Linked DNA regions of Homo sapiens: all the other regions are linked to region 1. A link is a loop called in an ENCODE intact Hi-C map of the cell type or tissue named here. Cell type or tissue: dorsolateral prefrontal cortex. All regions are shown on one strand.

Evidence for each region. Hi-C counts contacts between places; a loop is a spot of excess contacts. Peaks named below come from ENCODE experiments on the same cell type or tissue, not always from the same donor. Only the 100,000 strongest peaks of a DNase experiment are listed, where the experiment ranks them.
Region 2: a loop joins it to region 1, with 4 times the contacts of the local background. A loop is called at or near these places in 27 of 110 quality-filtered maps.
Region 3: a loop joins it to region 1, with 3 times the contacts of the local background. A loop is called at or near these places in 51 of 110 quality-filtered maps.

The regions. Positions count from the first base shown.
Region 1 is chr4:175,519,658-175,522,157 of GRCh38, reverse strand. No RefSeq gene overlaps it. Among named protein-coding and RNA genes, the nearest start is that of GPM6A-DT, 270 kb to the left of the region's middle. In dorsolateral prefrontal cortex, no CTCF peak of the experiment used is centred here; a DNase peak (open chromatin) is centred at 946.
Region 2 is chr4:174,373,534-174,376,033 of GRCh38, reverse strand. All of the region lies in intron 2 of LOC105377547 (a long non-coding RNA gene), which reads right to left. Among named protein-coding and RNA genes, the nearest start is that of MIR4276, 49 kb to the left of the region's middle. RefSeq lists an enhancer at 129-687. In dorsolateral prefrontal cortex, no CTCF peak of the experiment used is centred here; no DNase peak of the experiment used is centred here.
Region 3 is chr4:174,762,836-174,765,335 of GRCh38, reverse strand. The region is part of intron 3 of GLRA3 (glycine receptor alpha 3); the gene reads left to right. Among named protein-coding and RNA genes, the nearest start is that of GLRA3, 65 kb to the left of the region's middle. In dorsolateral prefrontal cortex, CTCF peaks have their summits at 824 and 1,024 (motif pointing left); no DNase peak of the experiment used is centred here.

The sequences.
Region 1 (2,500 bases):
TGGATTCAGCCTTATCCTCCTGGGTCCCTGGATATATGGGACTGCCTCTGGATTGCAGTAGAGTGGTACTGGAGCCAAGTAATGTGGCTGTAGCGAGGTCCACTGTTGCCAGGCCTTTTACAAGGGCTCAGGTTAGCATGGTTCCTACTGGATCACCTGGAGAATTGAATTGCTTCCAGGAACACAGTGGAGCAGGACTTGTGCCATGTCATGAGGTCTCTTCCAGGTCTGCAGCCAAGTTTACAGATGGTGGGCTCAGTGTTAGGGGCAGAGATGGATGTGACTCCTGCTGGATCCCTAAGAAGGTCCCACTAGGTCCCTCCCTGGGCAAGTCTGTGGGTAAGCAGAACTTCCCCTGGAACCATGTTAGAGAAGCTGGAACTGGGTCACAGGGCTGCTTCAGAGTCTGCCGTTGGGTTTAAGGCTGGTGGGGCCTCTTAGCACTGATTCTAACAGGCATGTTTTCTCTTGGTTCCATGGTTGAGCAAGACTGTATTTGGACCCCAGTGAAGCATGGCTGGAACCAAGTCATAGGGCGGCTTCAGAGTCCATAGTCAGGACCAAGGTTAACAGGCCTGGTTCTGGGGCCACAGACTAGGATTGCTGGGCCCCTGATTTGCAGGACTGATTCTCTTCCATGGTAGAGTAGGGCTGGTGCTGGGTCACAGGGCTACTTTAGGATCTGCCATCAGGTTCAAGGTTGGTTGGCTTGCTACCAGGGGCATGAACAGGTATGGCATATGGGGCTTCTCACAGAACCGTTCCAAATGAGGCAGGGTCCAAGACTATACAGAGATGGGGTTGCTTTCAGTCTGCAGCTGGGACCATGTTGAACAATCTTAGCAGTGGATCCCTGCCTTCTCAAAATGGCTCTCCTCACTCTTGGGCTTGACTAGGGTTTCACAACCTCTTACTAGGATCTCAAAGCTCTCACAAAGACACTTTCATGCATGGACGGCTGCCAGATTGTTGTTTGTCAAGGGAGATGTGAACTGGGGACATCCTATTCGGCCATCTTGCTGACATTACTTCTGTATTTTATTTATTTTTAACTAGTAATTATTAAAATCATGTAATAATTTTCTTACTAAGTACAATTGTCTATTTCTCTATTGTATTTCAGCAACAAAAAAATAACAATAGTATTAGTCACTGACTTTTGTTGGATTTCATGATGTATCAGTGTTTTGTATGTATGACCACTTTTAATCCTCACAGTAAGCCAAGAAAATAGATGTTTTTATTTTGCTCATTTATTCAGAATGAATTTTAAGGCAAAAGAGGGTTAATTAGATAGCTCAAAGTAATATGACCAGCAAGCAGAATTACAGTTTTAACTTAAGTATGACTTACTTAAGAACCTGTGCTTCTACAGAAAACATGTTATGAAACTATGTGATATACTGAACACACAGATATAAATAAACATGACCCCATACTCAAGAAATTTACCATCTTGTGGGGAGCTGACATCCACATAAATAATAAAAGCATAAATACTAATGGAGATTCTCTAATGTTGATGTAGCTATTTGGATATAGTTCCCATCTCTATCTGGGTAGGTACGTATTTGCAACTTCTGAAGGTCTAAGTAGAGTTTAATAGTGAAATGTGAATTTTTTGCCCAGCCAGGTCAGTCAAATCTACTTTCTAGATCAATAGGGTTGCAAAAGCTAGGATCAGATTAACTATGAAGTGTGATAAATTATCTTAGAGTTAGTACTAAGAAATGAGGAAGCTGTAGAAGAAGAAATGAAGGAAGGTCTTGCACAGAGGTCATTGTATTTGAATTTAGCAATCCATACCAAAAGCACAGAGGTCATTGTATTTGAATTTAGCAATCCATACCAAAAGACAAAACTAGTAGTTTTTAAAAATTGGTATTTTAAAAATTTTATCCCTTTTATATACTACTTTTGTCAGCCATATTTCGCCAACAGATTTTTAAGTCAGTTCTAGTCATTTTAGATATTGTCTTCAGTTCTTCACTCTATTTAGCACATCATTTTCTTTTGCTAACTTAAATTTTACTTTAGGATCAATTTTATTTTTAAAAAATTATGCATTTCCCTCATACTTTTATAAACATCTCGTACTAATATCTGGGATTAACTCAATATAGCCGAACAGCTTAAATTTGCTGTGTCACAATTTCTTGTCTGAAAGCAAAATAATGATTTTTCCTACACTAACTATTCTTTCAAAGCAAAATAGTGATTTTTCCTACACTAACTATTCTTTCATCCTAAGGGAAACAGCAAGGAAGGGAAAATAAATGAACTCTGTATTGTGTATTCAGCACTGTCATAGGAGTGATGGAAGGGTAAAAGGAAGTAGCAGATATAAGTAATACCTTCAAGATTTAAAATAAAATCAGTGAGATAAAGCAGACAAATTAAATGTAACAATTCATTAAGGACAGAACTTTGGAGAGGGAAGAGATAAGTGCATATGGAACTATTTAGTAGAAATCAGGTATGGGCGATAAATTTATTTAGG
Region 2 (2,500 bases), 1.1 Mb after region 1:
AGAGTAGGCCCCTCTTTCAATATGCCCAGTGTTATTACAAAAAGTGGAAATGTGGACACAGACACACATGCAGGGAGAATGCCATATGAAGATGAAGGCAGACATGGGGTGATGCTTCTACAAGCCAAAGATTGTGGGCAAACCACCAGAAGCTAGGAGAAAGGCATGGAAGATTCTCCAAAATCTTCAGAAGGAACCAACCTTGCCGACACCTTCGTCTCAGACATCCAGACTCTGGACCTCCGACACAAAAATTTACCATTGTTTAACCCATCCAATCTGTAGTATCTTGTTAAGGCAGCCCTAGCAAGCGAATACAGGCACTAAGAGCAAATATACTTTACCCCATGAACACTCATATGCTAAGTGCTTATCTCCATAAGAATCCAGGACATCAACAACATTTTTAAAAACAGGCTGGGCGCGGTGACTCATGCCTGTAATCCCAGCACTTTGGGAGGCCAAGGGGGGCGGAACACCTGAGGTCAGGAGTTCAGGACCAGCATGGCCAACGTGGTGAAACCCCATCTCCACTAAAAATGGAAAAATTAGCCAGGCATTGTGGCAGGCACTTGTAATCCCAGCTACTCGGGAAGCTGAGACAGGAGAATTACTTGAATCTGGGAGGCAGAGGTGGCAGTGAGCCTAGATCGCACCACTGCACTCCAGCCTGGGCGACAAGAGCAAGACTTTATCTCAAAAAAAAAAAAAAGGCAACATTTTAATATTGCCATGATCCTGTGTTTTCCACAATGTGATCTATTTTCATCACAGAGTGCAGCCACAACAGCTAATAGTCAAAAGGAAATACATAACCCACTAGGTTTCTTTGGTCTCATAATACATCTTACTATATAGGTTTTCTTATATTAGTATCATATCCTAGAGACCTAACAAGGACATCGTGGGAAAAAAAAAAAGACAATTTTCTGAGATGTCATTTTCAAAAAGAAAAATATGTAATGAAAGGAAAACTGAAAGACTCTTAGGAGAAAAGAGACTGTGCTCATGTTTACTTCACTAGGCCCTTGCACCTTTCCATATATTTTTCTCCACCACTGACCTAAGTTTCAGTAGGGAACAGATCCCTTCTCATATTCATTTGCCCACCTTTACTCTGCTTTCTTTCATAACTTTATCAACTTTCTACCTACTTCGTTCTTCCCATCTTCTCTTCATCTTCCCCCCATGACTCTCTTAGACACAATGCTGGAGACCCAGCTGCCATAACTTCATTGGAGGTTAAAGTGTGTGCAGAGTGGCTGTTGGGTTAGTTTTGCTGATCCCATTTAGCTACTGGTTAGAGGAAGTGATGAAAAAGATTTAAACTTGGTTTCTGGAAGTAAATTCCAACAGAAAACCCTTGCTGGACTTGGGGGTGTAGGGAGCAGCATGAGTCCAAACCCAGGCTTGGAGCAAGCCACGGAAGATTGCAATTGGACCTAAAAGGATAATGGTAAGAAGTAGAAGGGTGAGGAATGCAGAGTATTAAAGATGAGAATACCAGTAATAATAGCAATAACAATAATGACACTAAAATTCATGAACACTCATATGCTAAGTGCATATCTCCCTAAGAACCAGGACATCAACAAATATTTTTTAAAACAATGGCAATATTTAAAAAATACTTATCTACAACTTTCAAAAATGCTTTGAATGTGGACAACATATTATTTTATTTTGCTGATTGTTCAACAAGCATATGTGCTGAACAATGTTTTTTAAATATTGAATTTCTCTAGAGAAATCTTAAAAAAAAACCCTACTCTTTGGACAAAATGGTTTAAAATTCCAAGGATTATCCTATCATTATTATTTTGCATGAGATACTTTGATGTGCTTCTTTATGAAAATACAAACAGGATACTGAAGTCATCCCATTTTCAAAAATTTATTTCAAATTACTTAACTGGAAGATGGAGAAGTTGGTGGTATGGTTTCTGGAAGTTACCATCTATCAACCTCTGCCTCTTCCAGGCACTCCTAGTTATGTCAGAATTCTCCCACCACAGTGACTTTGTGGTTGACTGCTGTGGTCACAAGGATCTGGACTAACAAGGGACGTCTGGAAGAGGGGGTGTTTGACCAAGCTGAGAATTGCAGGAGAATTACTGAGAAAGAATGAGTTAAATCCTCATTAATTCAGACAATATTTATCAGTCACCAACTTTCTGGAAGATTCCCTGTTATGCTGCCAGCCACTCAATAACTGACACCCGTGTTGGAGAATTACAGCCTAGAAGGGAAGGGCTATGGCCCTATGGCACCCTCCCAATAACCCCTTGAAAATAGTTCTAAAAACAAAATGTTGATTTTTCTACTGAGGGGCCAGCATTTTGTATTTCAATTTTTCAATTTCTCTCTTTTTTTTTTTTTTGACAGGATCTCACTCTGTTGCCCAGGCTGGAGAGCAGTGGTGCAATCTCAGTTCACTGCAGCCTCAACCTCTGGCACTCGAGTAATCCTCTCACCTTAGCCTCCTAAGTAGCTGGCACTA
Region 3 (2,500 bases), 760 kb after region 1:
GCAGATTTCCTTCCCATTAAGACTTAAAGATTGCCAGTTTTCTGAAAGTGCCTTTTTTATGACATAATTCATCAGTCTACCACTAAAACTGTTATAACACAATCTATAAGATGGCTACACCAGTTAAATTTCTTACCTTAACAATTTAGCCAGACTTTATAGAATAGCATTCTGCAAAAGCTTGCAGGATATTGCAAACACACTCTCACCATAAGTTTTATTTCTCTCCTTCAGCATGCAAGCCTTTCCTTACCTACATACTCCATCATTATGTATTCCTTTTGAAATCACTTTGAGCATCTATCACTCACTTCTTCACAGTCTCAAGCAGTGTCAATGAACATTGTTCAAATATCCCAGAAGTTAAGTATTACAAACCTAATCATGTCCACCTTGGTATTTTTCTTTTTATTCTTCCAAATTTCTAAACATATATCATTTCCATTAAAATGATCAGATTCAATATTTATTAATTTTTAATGGTATCAGCTAAAATAGCTGTGATTTTGATGTTCATCTATATAGGCACAAAGAAAATTAGAACTTGTTAGTATATTTCTATCATAAGAATCATAAAATGTTTTGCTCCCACTTGGTTAAGTTGTTGTATTTTATTCACAGGGTCCACTATCACGACTCTACAACAAAACTTTATCTCATTATTCTATTGCTGTATTTTTTTAATTCAGTAAAAATGCTAATATATGTGTTAATGTATTTTTTAAACTTATTCACACTTCTTACGCTGAATATAGTTTACTTCTGTTCTTTTTTTTTTTGAGACGGAGTCTGTCGCACAGGCTGACTTCTGTTCTTATAATACGAATAATTGAATTCAACTAAGGCAGTCAATTAAAATTGAGAGGATGGAATCTCAAATTATCTGTAATCATTAATGAATATATTTATGTCTGAGAATTCATATTTAAAATAAAACTACGTAATTATCCTCTTCCATATGTGTCTGCTTAACAAGAATCTTAACTGTCTTCAATGTCTTTACTGGCTAAATATATTGAGCTCCCTCTGCTGGTCTAGTCTATAACTGGTATGTCTCACTTTTAAATACAGCTCTCCCATTTGAGGTTATTCTTTAATCCTTGGGAAAATTTCTCTATTAGTCTACTTTTTAGGCCACTTTTTGTTAATTAAGTTAATTCAAACAATGTATTTTTCATATTTTTCTTGCACAAATTTAAAAAAATGCGTGTGCAGTTTAACAATATAAACTCAAATCTCTTTTTAGCTGTTAAACTCCTTTCCCAATATTGTTAATCTGATTAATTTCATGTAGTACCAACCATTCTCACTTGAGTACAGTTTCATTATTTTACACATAGTCACCAAACTTTTTTCTACAAATATTATGAGCATTTTAACTTCCTTATTACCCTCATATATGAGTCATAATGAGATTCTTTAAGGACTTGTTCCACCTCAATTATTTCAAGTTCACATTCTTCTTAAACAGATAATGATTTAACAACTACTGGAAATTCCCGTTCTTAAAAATATTAAATTAAAAATAAAACTAGTTTACCATCATTACTGTTTGGGAACATGGTCTTGGCGAGAGAGGCACATCTGTCCTGCCTTTTAAACTGTGATGATAAAAGAAGCACGTGATTATTTCAATGAGGGGAAGCTTAAGATCTCCACATTAAGTGGCTTTTATATGAAGTGTGCTCCTGCAAACCTATGATGAGTTGTGGATAAGGCTTATGTGCCAGGATGAAAGCATTTGTTAAGTTGGGTCTAACAATGCAAAGAAATGCAAATGCAAAGAAAGGTTTTCTTTGGAAATATACGCAAAAACCAAATTGTAATTTGGTGCATACACACAGACCTGGCTGGTCTTCAGGGTGTCCACAGAACAAAAGAAAAGATTGGGGTTTTATTGGTTAAGAGAAAAGTTTTGTAAAATGTTTTGAAAGAAAGTTCATTGGCCTAGACAAGTTCTTCCAGCTTTGGCAAGCTGTAATTGTTGAGTGATGGTGGTAGGTAAAACTAATCTTGGTGGAAGGTAAACTAATCTTTGAGGCATGGAAGGTAGCAGTTACATGGAAGCAGTTACTAGGTAAAATGGGTTTTAAGATATAGCAAGTTATTTCTGCAGCCTGGCTTGCCAGACAGTTCCTGGAGCAGGAGCTTTGTGACCTGAGTGCTTTTTCCCCATGGTCCTTAACTCCCATCTAGTTGGGTATGACTGTAATAACCCCAAGTCACATCATTAATTTTCACAATTGAGACAATGGAATATTACATAGCAACAACATGGATATTTCTCATAAACATAATTATGAGCTAAAGAAAACAAACACAATAGAACATGTACCAATTACTTCCGTTTGTATGAAGTTCAATAACATGAAAAAATCAATTCTGATGATAAAAGACTTCTGAATTCTGATAGACTATCTTTGGTCAGGGGTGGGAGGTGGTTGGTAACTGATTGTGAGGAGGTACCACGGAGCCTTCTGGGTACCAAAATTGTTCTATT